2 separate regions of the Homo sapiens genome follow, and region 1 is linked to region 2. Evidence: read pairs that join two places in POLR2A ChIA-PET (ENCODE). Cell type or tissue: PC-9. All regions are shown on one strand. Each heading gives the region's core, and the rest is flanking DNA. Links, peaks and the distances in the headings are about the cores only. Region 1 overlaps FUT8 (fucosyltransferase 8). Region 2 overlaps FUT8 (fucosyltransferase 8).

Region 1 (2,922 bases), core at 166-2,665, 94 kb after region 2:
AGGCCAAGGGAGGAGGACCACTTGAGCCTAGGAATTCAACACCAGCCTGGGCAACAGAGCAAGACCTCATCTCTAAAATAAAATAAAAAATAAAAATAAAAAAAGGATGTGTTCTTTTCTTTGTTATCTAGTCTGACAAAAATTTCTCCAAAATAGACTTCTTTGGTAATTTTATTTTCATTACATCTTTATGCCATTAAAACCTAAACACTAATCTTTTTTTTATTATTATTAAGAGGAACTATTCCTAATTGCACATTACCAGGTTTCTGTTGCTTATTATTTGGTGCATCCTCAGTAGGTATACATCTTTTCAGCTTACTCAGCATTGAGAACATAATATTGTGTGTTTGTTTACTTACAAATTAAAAGTAACATTATATCTCTCATCGTATGCACACTTGACAACCTATGAGATGTATCAAGCAGATACTTCTAATATTTGAACCTTAAAAATAAACGGAATTTTAGTTGATAGAGGGCTGGATGTCTGTAATTATGTCACGAAGCAATCAGGGTTATCAGTACATCTACATTTCTCACGCTGTTGAGGGGGTCGGTTTACCAAGCATAAGACAGGACCTTTTGGCCTCAAGAATTTCAGTTACAACCTGCCTAACCCCTAGAGTTTCACTAAACTTCCTAAGAGAGAAAGAAAAACCTAAAACTTAGAAAAAGAAAGCAAATTGTTTACCCTGGCTTAGTTCTAATTGTAAAGAATCAACTTTCTCAAAATTACAATCTTTTGACATTTGGCAACTGAATGAATCAAGTAGTTATTCAGAGAGCTCAAGACATAAAAACTAATACAACTTCTATTATATATTTTTCTCCTTCAGGTACCAGTACAATTCCATGTGTTGGAGAAATTGAGTAAGTCAAATCCCAATTGATTAGGCCCTAATTATCAAAGACACTTTCACCTTGTGAACTTCTCACAGTAACTGTCTTAAACCTGCTAACAGTACTCCCATGAGTGGAGAACACTGTGCTTCATTTTTAGTTTAATATGTTAGTTCTCTTCAATGAACATAGTTTTTTTTTTTACATTACAGTAATGAGGCACATGAAGGTTAGAATTTGTTTTTGTTTTTTTGTTTTGTTTTGTTTTTTGAGACAGAGTTTCACTCTTGTTGTCCAGGCTGGAGTGCAATGGCAAGATCTCGGCTCACTGCAACCTCCGCCTCCTGGGTTCAAGTGATTCTCCTGCCTCAGCCTCCCGGGTTCAAGTGATTCTCCTGCCTCAGCCTCCCAAGTAGCTACGATTACAGGCATGTGCCACCATGCCCGACTAATTTTGTATTTTTAGTAAAGATGAGGTTTCTCCATGTTGGTCAGGCTGGTCTCCAACTCCTGACCTCAGGTGATCCACCTGCCTCGGCCTCCCAAAGTGCTGGGATTACAGGCATGAGCCACCGCGCCCGGCCTATAAAATCATTTTTAATAAATAATATTAAATGCTATACAAATGAAGTTCTTCTAGTCTCTTGCCTACCACCTCAAAAGGAAATGATATCATTATAATAAACCTATTATAACATAAAAGCTAATGTTTTACCTGGAAATGTTCTATGAACTCTAAGGAAAAAAGTATACTGTAAAGATGGTCAATTCCCGCATTTCTTACCATTGCTAGAAGAGGATGACAAACAAGGAGAAGTAAGTAGAGGGAAAGAGAAAAACTGAATAAATCTCCTTCATCTCCAAATAAGGCAAGCTCATCAACCAGTATGCTCCTCTCTCTATCTCCCTCTCTTCACTGACTGCCCCAAGGTCCCAGACAATACAGAATCTATAAATTATATCTGTCCACTTTACCACTAATTAAGATATTACTATCAATTGTATTAATTGTAAAAATGCTTAGATTAGCTTATGGAATGTTGGCTTAAGTCATTAAATAACATTACAATGCTTTTATTATAGTTTTGATGGTTTGTAAATATTGTTTATACTCTAACCAAATTTAATCTGGTTCTAGATATTATTAGAATTTGATATCTCATTTAAGGGATATTATAGAAAAATCAGTCACAACATTGATAAAAACTTAAAACTCATTCATTGTCCATTGAAAGTCTTGATCAAATAAGACTTAGACAGATACACAGGTTCATTTTAGTTATACGTTAAAGGTAATTAAGAGGACTCTCCCATTTTCATTTTACTTTTGTTCAAGTTTACAATCAGAAAGTTATAGCATTTATGCACTTTCAAGTTTATATCATGAAGTTTATTCATTAGAAAAACTAATTCTAACCGTCTTCATGTGCCTCATTGCTACATGATATAAACTCATTACTCAGGTTCTAAAATAAACATTAGCTTAATTTTCCATTTTCATCTAAGATTATTATCAATGTTTTATTATTTTATAATGTGAACTTTATACTGACCAGTCATCAAGGCTGTGACAAGATCTTTCAAGTTCGTTTTCATATTTATTCAGTTTATGGAAAAATAAATTTTAAAAACCCAAGTTATAAAATACAACAAATACAGTGAGCATTTCGTAGTGATCTTTAAAAGTTTTTCTTTTATTCCAGTGCTTCGAGGAAGAAGTTATAGTATAACTATACAATCACTATAGAAGAAAAGGCAGAATAGCAAAGGCAAATTTGAACCACATTAACACTACCCTTATATTGGTATAATTTGTTAATTAAAAGAAGATTTATAAATTCAAAACGTATTTCTCCTTCACATTGTCATTTTCTGACCAAAAAAAAGACTACCACAAAGAGGTATTTTTTTAAAGTAGATGGGTAAGAAAATTTAAATGAAATTAGCCCTATAACTCTGCTTTCAGTAAGAGTACAAAAGTAACCCTTATATTGACAAATACGGCATAATTCCATAGGTCCCATTTGCTCTTCCTCCGTTAAAAGGAAAATGTGTAGTATCATATAAAGTTTATATGGG
Region 2 (2,922 bases), core at 187-2,686:
TAAAACTTAAAGTATCATAAAAAAATAAATTTAAAAAAAAAAAAAGAAGTGATTTGACTTGACTAAGTTTTGTATACCTACTCAGCGGTGAAGACAAGACAGAAACTATTGATACATTGATACATTCTGTCCTCAAACCACTACTAGCTGTGATCCAAAGGTCAACAATGATAGATAAGATGGACTTTCTGTAGCTAAGATAAGACCCTCAAGAGAGAAAATTAAATGGCCATAGCAGGAACAAGGGTTTGGTCATACATACGTACATTGTTAACTACCAAAGGGTTTGTTAACTGCCATGAAGTTTTCCTCTTGTATTCGGCAGAAATCTGTTCTAGAGACACACTGCCCAACCAATCTTGGTAGACTGCCTGATAAAGACAACTGGGACAACCCTGCCTTGAGGGTCCTGCCAGCAGCACTGATAGGACAGGAGGCCATTCTTACAAACATTCTTTCTTATTAACTGCCATGAAGTTTTCCTCTTCTATTAGGCAGAAATCTGTTCTAGAGAAACTGCCCAACCGATCTTGGTAAACTGCCTGATAAAGACAACTGGGACAACCCTGCCTTGAGGGTCCTACCAACAGCACTGATAGGACAGGAGGCCAGTCCTACAAACATTCTTTCCTGCTAAAATGCTACAGACCCTAAGCCAGTTTTAGCCAGCTTATAGAGACTGCATACAAAATATCTTTGTGCTCTATAGTTCACCTGTTGACATAAAGAGCTGAATTCCACCTCATTTTAATGCTAAAATTGTGCCCTGAAGCGAAGATGGGATGTATGTTACTTATATGTTAACTCACTGTGCATGCACTAGACTTCCCCATATATATTCATAGACATTCCTCAAACAATTCATATTACATGATGGATATGCATGTAAAACAAACCCTAGAAGGCTTAAATACTACTGTTCACTCCCCTTCGGTGAAGCACGTGCTTACAGTTCCACCAGAGGTTACTTTCCCTTATCTGCAGATTGTTACTCTGAAAATAAAGTTTTCTCCTTTTTCCTTCCTCCACAGATCTCATGGTCGTTTTGTTAACACACGGAGAGAAGTTTGATCGATTTTTTGTTTTGTTTTTGATTTTGTTTTTATATTCTACAGAGAAGGGAACAATTTCACTGCTCTAATTTTAATAAGAAGATTCCCAACTCCTTGAGAAAATCATATCTATGTTGTTAATTCCCTGTAGGGTCACTATCATGAGTCTACCTGGTAGTTGTTTTTAAGGCCCTATTTTACACGACTGTCATTTCCTATCTTAACTACTTGAAGAATGACTTTCCAATGCTTAAAGGTCTTTAGAGGAAAGCTCCCAGGCAGCTGGATATGTGAGAAAAGGCTCTATTTCCCACAATTAGCTCCCTTTTAGGATATTTTCTCTAGAGCAGGGACTAAAACATGTATAAATGCCAACTAATGCACAGTATATCAAGGCTAGTTAATAAATGCCAAATGATAACAATACAGCACTTAACATGCAAATAGATGTCAACCCAATATTAATCCACTAGGAAAACACTGTGAATGCTTTTTGTCGATAGAATAGCTTTGCAAAGAATCAGACACCCTCTTGAACCAGATGCAAGTGATTAAAACACCACTTTAAGCACCAAAGAATGGAAATTAAAGTTTAGAGAAAGAAGCTGAAACACTTCTCCCCATGCTACCCAATGTCCACATATTCCACTAATTTAAGCTCATGATTCTGCTCCCCACTAGCCTAGCTCTAAAGGAAAGAAAGAGTACTAAGAAAAGGATGGTCTTGGAATGGGAAAGAAACATCACAATTTCTTTTTCTTTTTTTTTTTTTTTTTTGAGACAGAGTCTCACTCTGTCGCCCAGGCTGGAGTGCAGTGGCGTGATGTCGGCTCACTGCAACCTCCGCCTCACAGGTTCAAGCAATTCTCTTCCTCAGCCTCCTGAGTAGCTAGGATTACAGGCGCCCGCCACCATGCCCGGCTAATTTTTGTATTTTTAATAGAGACGGGGTTTCACCATCTTGGCCAGGCTGCTGTTGAACTCTTGACCTCATGATCCACCCGCCTCGGCCTCCCAAAGTGCTGGGATTACAGGCATGAGCCACCACAGCCGGCAAAAATATCACAATTTCAAACAAAAATCAAACCTAAGTTACTTTCATATCTCCTTTAGAACGTTCAGTAACTTGTCATACAAAGTAAAGTCATGCACCACATAATGATGGTTTTAATCAACAACGAACTGCATATATGAGTGGTCCCATAAGATCATAAATACCCAGCCAGGCACGAAGGCTTATGCCTATAATTCCAGCACTTTGGGAGGCCAAGGCAGGGGATCTCTTGAGGCTAGGAGTTCAAGACCTGCCTGGACAATATGGTGAAACCTCGTCTCTACTAAAATTACAAAACTTAGCTGGGCATGGTGGTGCACATCTGTAATCCCAGCTACTACCTGGGAGGCTGAGGCACGAGAATTGCTTGAACCAGGAGGCGCAGGTTGCAGTAAGCCGAGATCGCGCCACCGCACTCCACCCTGGGCAACCGAGCAAGACTCTGTCTACAAAAATAAAGATTATAAATACCATAATTTTACTGTACCTTTTCTACGTTTAGGTACACAAATACTTACTACTGTGTTACAATTGCCTACAATATTCAGTACAGTAACATGCTGTACAGGCTTGTAGCCTAGAAGCAATAGGCTATACCATATACCCCAGGTGGGTAGTAGGCTGTAACATCCAGGAAGACAGGAAGGAAAGAAAGACGTAAGGGAAGACCACAAAACATCCAGAAAACAAATTACAAAATGGCAGGAATAAGTCCTTGTTTGTCAATAATAACACTGAGTGTAAATGGACTAAACTCACCAATCACAAGACTCGGGATAGCTGAATGGATTTAAAAAAAGAAGACCCATTAATCTG

The links. Peaks named below come from ENCODE experiments on the same cell type or tissue, not always from the same donor. Only the 100,000 strongest peaks of a DNase experiment are listed, where the experiment ranks them.
Region 1: POLR2A ChIA-PET joins it to region 2 with 6 read pairs; 4 of 35 experiments call an interaction of 5 or more read pairs at or near these places.

Annotation. Positions count from the first base shown.
Region 1 is chr14:65,417,452-65,420,373 of GRCh38, reverse strand. The region is part of intron 1 of FUT8 (fucosyltransferase 8); the gene reads right to left. Among named protein-coding and RNA genes, the nearest start is that of FUT8, 6.2 kb to the right of the region's middle. RefSeq lists a silencer at 757-957. In PC-9, for the core only: no CTCF peak of the experiment used is centred there; no DNase peak of the experiment used is centred there; H3K27ac peaks cover 1,051 bases.
Region 2 is chr14:65,511,815-65,514,736 of GRCh38, reverse strand. All of the region lies in intron 2 of FUT8 (fucosyltransferase 8), which reads right to left. Among named protein-coding and RNA genes, the nearest start is that of MIR625, 42 kb to the right of the region's middle. In PC-9, for the core only: no CTCF peak of the experiment used is centred there; no DNase peak of the experiment used is centred there.